Linked DNA regions of Homo sapiens: region 1 is linked to region 2. A link is an interaction called in ENCODE POLR2A ChIA-PET data of the cell type or tissue named here. Cell type or tissue: HepG2. All regions are shown on one strand. Each heading gives the region's core, and the rest is flanking DNA. Links, peaks and the distances in the headings are about the cores only.

Region 1 (2,924 bases), core at 252-2,751, 89 kb before region 2:
TCTGCATCTGATTCCATCTCCAGCATTCGCATAGCAACACTAAGCTGTCTGAGCGCTGAAGTGACGTCTAGGGAACAGTTATTAATACACATATGTGTGCACACAGTATGTGGAAATATGCAAGATTGAAAGTGATTAGTGTATTACTTTTAGGTAATACTTCCCACTGGGACTATGCTCCTGGAAAAATTCCTCTCTCTCTCTCCATAGAAGCTTGCACAGTCATCTGCTATCACTTACCAGAATGTTTGGGATAAAAATGGTGTCAATTTTAAGGAAACATGCTTCTCAAATTTCTTTGTTAACATTTGAATAAAACATTAGAAGGTTCTTACTTTTCTCCTCTCGTTTTTCATTCAGAGAATAAGCCCCTTCAGAATCTTACTTTGTGTGAGAGAGAAAATAGTCATCCTTCTTTGCTACCTCCAGACTAGCAGAATCACTGGGTTTTAAAGTAGAAAAGTTAAAATTCCATTCTAATAAAATCCACTGGCTCTCATTACTTCTCAGTTGCATGGCAATGCTTTATAATAAGAACACAGCAAGAAATCATATTTCTACCTGTAAGAGCTTATAGACCTGTGAGATCATCAGAGAGAGCCACAGAAGAAAGGCATGGAAAGCATTATAGGAAGGATTTGGTTGGGAATGAAGGTACACTTTCTGGACCAATGAAAGTTTTGCGAAATGGAACATTGCCTAGGAAGCCATGTACCTGAGCTGGCCACATTTTCTCTCTGTGACTCCCTTTTATAAAATAAATACACCGAATCAAGTGTTTTTCTAAGGACCGTCCTAGTCTTCAGTTTTTATTATGAGATAAATTTTATAGGATAAACACACAAACTAAATTTTGATGAAGGCAGATTGAGGGTAAGGAAAATCCACTCTGTGGTGGTTTCTGGGCAGCCCTTCAAGACTTCAAACTTATTGACACATTATAAAAGTTACAAAATGAAACAAATGAGAAAACTGGGCAATAGGTAATGTTTTATTTATGCCAGTAGAGTATTTCTGGGTGATTCCTCTTGTACTAATGTAGTTTCCATACTTAGATTATCACATTTAGTAAACATATATCCAAATCCCTAATAACTAGTGAGATAAGTCAAGAGCTTTCCCTTACTAAGGCTTATAGGGAGCTCCCAGAAACCATGTAAGTCCACAGAAACTGCATAAAAATGGATACGCTCAGTAACGGTTTCTTGCATCAGCTATGTGATTTTATTTGAAGTTCTGTCTTGGGCAAGAGATACCACACAGGGAGAGTGCAAAGTTGAAGGTCTTCAGCAAAAATTTGGACTGTAAACACAGCTTGGCATTATCAGCATTCTGTTAAGTTCAAAGAAGAGATAGTTACAACAAATACAGCTTGCTTTATTTCTGAAACAAAACTGTGCACATATTTGTGGCCATACTACTAATTAACCTGTAGATTGTTCCTTTCATCTATTCAGCGTGTTTTTCTGCCCCCTGTTACAACATGTTGAGGTTACTTTTCCCATATGGACTATATTTAAACAGTTCCCTTATAGGCATTAGAGAGAGAATGGTACAAATGATTAAGGGACTAGAGAAGCCGACTGTACAGAAAGATTAAAGAAACCATATATGTACATATTAGGAAGCTGACAGGTGACTAGGGAGTGCCATAATGATGGTCTATAAATATCTGAAAGGGGTAAACACTGAGGAATAATTTAGCCTGGTGCAAGTGGTACAACTCGGAGTGATGGTGTCTCTTAAAGAAAAGAGAAGATCATTATTAAAGAAAAAAACTTAGATGCGTAAGATGCTATCCATGCGATATGGGAAAAGGGGAACATGCAGGCTAGTTGTAAGTGCAACGGGATGAGAGTCAGAAGACATGGGTCGGCTCTACCATGTATAGCTGTGTAACCTCGGAAAGGGCATTTAACCACCACGGGCCTCAGTTCCCTCTTTTGGAAATTAGAGCGTGGAATAGAATTAGAGGCTTTCAAAGTATGCTCCAAAGAACTCCACAGTTTTGAGGATCCTGCTCTATTGATCCCCACCAACAGAGGAAGGAGAACGAAGGGGAGTGGTGATTGCCTGGAGCCCCTTAGTCTGTTTCATTTCTATCCCATCAGCTTCCTCAGAATAATTTCTGAGGGATTTATCAACTTAAAAAAGTTTGTAAAAAATTTACTGACTTAAAGTTTGAAAGATGTATTAGGGGTCAGCTTTAAATCCATTCCTATTCAAAAGACTTGAGGTAGAAGACTCATTGAGGTTGTTTTCACAAAAGGCTTACTGAGTGGTTAATTATGGGCCAACATAGCAGACAGAGCAGTAAGACAGAAGTGCTGTTGCCCTCATGGAACTCACATTCTAAGTGCAACTCTTAATATAGGATGTCGAAAATTCACAAATGAATACAGGAATGACTTATGTAACTTCCTGTAAGATTGAAAATAATTAACTCAATTTAACATTTACAGAGCACCTATCAATCTTTAATACTTGTGATAGATAATGTAGGGCATAAACATTAAAATAAACAGATATCAAGTGCTTACTAGACATCAGGCACTGTATGTCAAACCAGGAATATAAAGATGAGTAAGACCTGACACCTGCCTTCCCTAGAACAAATGGACATCTATAATTACCATATAAAATAAATGAAGGCTGTTAGAGAACCACACAGAAATATCTTGAGAGTCATATAAGAAAGCTATTAATTCTTTCTAGAAAATGAGCTCAAATTGGGGGAGGGATGCTGATAAGAAAAAACTTTAGAAAAAAGAAAGGAGACTCAATGAAGGATAGGGAGAACAGTTTACCCTGTTCTCCCTAAAAAGCAGGAAGGGGGAAAGCATTCTAAGTAAAGGAAAAGCCAATTAACAGAGAAAGGAATGAAGTTGTGTGGAACATTCAAAACCAAGAGGGCAGGTAGGAAT
Region 2 (2,924 bases), core at 333-2,832:
AGATTGTCACACCTTCTGGAACACTGCAAGGACTTGAAGATAATGTCCAGTGAAAGTCCCTTTTCTCAATTTTGGAGGGAGATGGGTCAATCCTTCCCAGAGTAGGAAGCTCTAAACAGTCAAACATTTATATGGATGGCATATCCGTGTCTTTTGTGTTATTAATCCACAGATAATGTCTAAGATTTATGCCTCCAAAGATAGAAATGCATTTCTGTTTTAGACATGAAGCTGTGCAAATGCCAGGAAGAAGCAGCCAAGAGTGTCTTTCGTGAAGTAGGATTGAGAGAGTGGAGAGAGGAGAAGCACGGAGGGTATGTCGTTTGTTTTAGACTCATTAGTCCTATTAGTTTGTTAAGCCAGTTGCATGTATTAGTTTAATTTAAAAAATAACTTCAGTTAGGAGGCCAAGGCAGGCAGACCACCTGAGGTCAGGAGTTTGAGACCAGCCTGGCCAATATGCCGAAACTCTATCTCTACTAAAAATACAAAAAATTAGCTAGGTGTGGTGGCAGGTGCCTGTAATCCCAGCTACTTGGGAGGCTGAGGCAGGGAGAATTGCTTGAACCTGGGAGGCAGAGGTTGCAGTGAGCTGAGATCACGCTGTTGCACTCCAGCCTGGGCAACAGAGCAAGACTCTGTCGTTAAAACTAAACTAAACTAAACTAACCTAAACTAAACTAATAACTTCAGAAATATGGAACACTTCTTCAAATGTTTCAAAAACAAAACACTGGTTACTCATTCGTTGTCACTGTCACTGTGTTGATTGATAAACAAATATGTCAAGTAATCCCAACACAGTCACAAAGTTCTAAGGTTAATAGGAATATTAAGATGACACATATCTGAGCTGCACCATTATGTATTTTTATGTGTCACTTTTCAGTTTACAGTATCTACTCTAACAATGTTATAAGAGAGGACCAACGCTGTAAGAGTACTATGAGCATGCATATTTACAAATGGAAGAATCTGTAAGAGTATTATCATAGAAGTGGTGTTTTTGAGCTTAGCCAACTTATATATATTTTTAAAGGTATTCTCTATAGAGAAACAATTGTATTAAAAGCAGAGGGATGAATGTAACGGGTTAGTGTGCTTGGGGACTAGCTCTTTGTTTAGGTTGGACAAACTATGGATATCATGAAGAAATATGGGGTAAAAAGACTAGAAAGGCTAAGAAAAAAAGGCCCATAGATATCAGGCTCTGGAGTACAGACCTAATCCCATAGCCATGGGAAGCTGTTCAAAGATAAACTCACGAGTAGCAAACTGACAAAACCAAAATAAAAAGAGCATATCAAATACGCAGAATCCACTGGTAATGCTAAATTTATACCAGCCTGTGATCAATGATTTATAATGTCGAGGAAAGCCAAGTATAGCAAATAACATAAGGGCAAAAATTTTGAAATTAAAGTTGTAATGACACTCACAGAATTCTTTGCCTTTTTTATACATTTTTTATCCATATCAAAGTGAAACAACTGTAGTAAATGTACTATACTATCTGCTTTTGGAAATATATATATATATATATATATACACCTTGACAGCTCTTGAAAACTTATACATCACTACAGTATTACAAAGAATGTGCATGCTCGAGGGGAAAGAGGAAAAAAATAATTGAATTCAGATATAGTCTCCTTAGACAACTTAAAACCCCTAAACAATTCAGCAATTAATAAAATACCTAAAGACCAGCAAAATGTTCCATGGAAATGGGCCAATGTGGACTCTATTTGGAAAGCCCTGTGAGAAAGTAGGGATCAAATATTATCTTCAAAGGAGGTAACAGAATATCCTTTTCAAGAGCTACTGAATGAGTGGTTAGCTAGAAGTGGTATCATGTAGTAGGAAGAACAAGGGATATTGGAAAGCTTGAATTCTCACTTCATAATTTACTAGTCCTGTGACTGTGAGCTGGTCCCTTCTCTAATCCTGTTTCCTCATCTCTTTCACAGAGCTATTGGGCAGCCCTCAGTGGCATGCTGTGCAATGCCAATGTTAGGTATTACTCACTATTATTCCTTCAAGCCAGAAGGCTTCAGAGAACCTGCATTTCAAATGGAGGAAATGAGTGTGATGTGCTTACAATCACAAATCCAGTCAGTGGGAAAGTCATGTTAAGAGCAAGAACTCCCAAATCCCTCCAGATTTAACCACCAGGAAATGGGTCACCTGTCAGTAGTACAAGAAGGACACTGTCTGATGTGATTTGCTACAATTTGGCAAAAACAGAAGCTTAGCCACAAGGCCTTGGCAGGTGAGCAGAAAGGTTGTTGCTGGTTTTTTCCAACACTTTGTTTTTAAATGTAATTGTTTGTTTGCTTTTTTTGAGTCTACACAATCTGTTCTTTGATTTGGGATCTCAAACAGTTTGCGATTGCTTCACGGCTTTGAAGATCAACTTTAAGAAATGAAACCAACTTGCTGTCACAGGCTGTGAGCTTGAAGGCAGCCAATATTTGCAGACATAGCATGTGGAAGGAGGCAGTCAGGTTTGTCTTCAGAACCCTTCCTCTGAGGCCTGGCAGCACCTGGGAGCGCCTGGGCACAGACCTTCTTTCTAAAATCAAAGTGTTTTTTTTTTTTTTTTTTCCTTTTGGAGACTGAGTTTCGCTATTGTTGCCCAGGCTGGAGTGGAATGGCGTGACCTCGGCTCACTGCAACCTCCACCTCCTGGGTTCAAGCAATTCTCCTGTCTCAGCCTCCTGAGTAGCTGGGATTACAGGCATGCACCACCATGCCTGGCTATTTTTTTTGTATTATTAGTAGAGACGGGGTTTCACCGTGTTGGTCAGGCTGGTCTCAAACTCCTGACCTCAGGTAATCCACCCACCTTGGCCTCCCAAAGTGCTGGGATTACAGTTGTGAGCCACCGCAACTGGCCCAAAGTGTTTTTTTAATGTGAGATT

What was found. Peaks named below come from ENCODE experiments on the same cell type or tissue, not always from the same donor. Only the 100,000 strongest peaks of a DNase experiment are listed, where the experiment ranks them.
Region 1: POLR2A ChIA-PET joins it to region 2 with 8 read pairs; 2 of 35 experiments call an interaction of 5 or more read pairs at or near these places.

Annotation. Positions count from the first base shown.
Region 1 is chr3:188,744,896-188,747,819 of GRCh38, reverse strand. The region is part of intron 8 of LPP (LIM domain containing preferred translocation partner in lipoma); the gene reads right to left. Among named protein-coding and RNA genes, the nearest start is that of MIR28, 58 kb to the right of the region's middle. In HepG2, for the core only: no CTCF peak of the experiment used is centred there; a DNase peak (open chromatin) is centred at 1,359.
Region 2 is chr3:188,655,883-188,658,806 of GRCh38, reverse strand. All of the region lies in intron 7 of LPP (LIM domain containing preferred translocation partner in lipoma), which reads right to left. Among named protein-coding and RNA genes, the nearest start is that of MIR28, 31 kb to the left of the region's middle. In HepG2, for the core only: no CTCF peak of the experiment used is centred there; no DNase peak of the experiment used is centred there.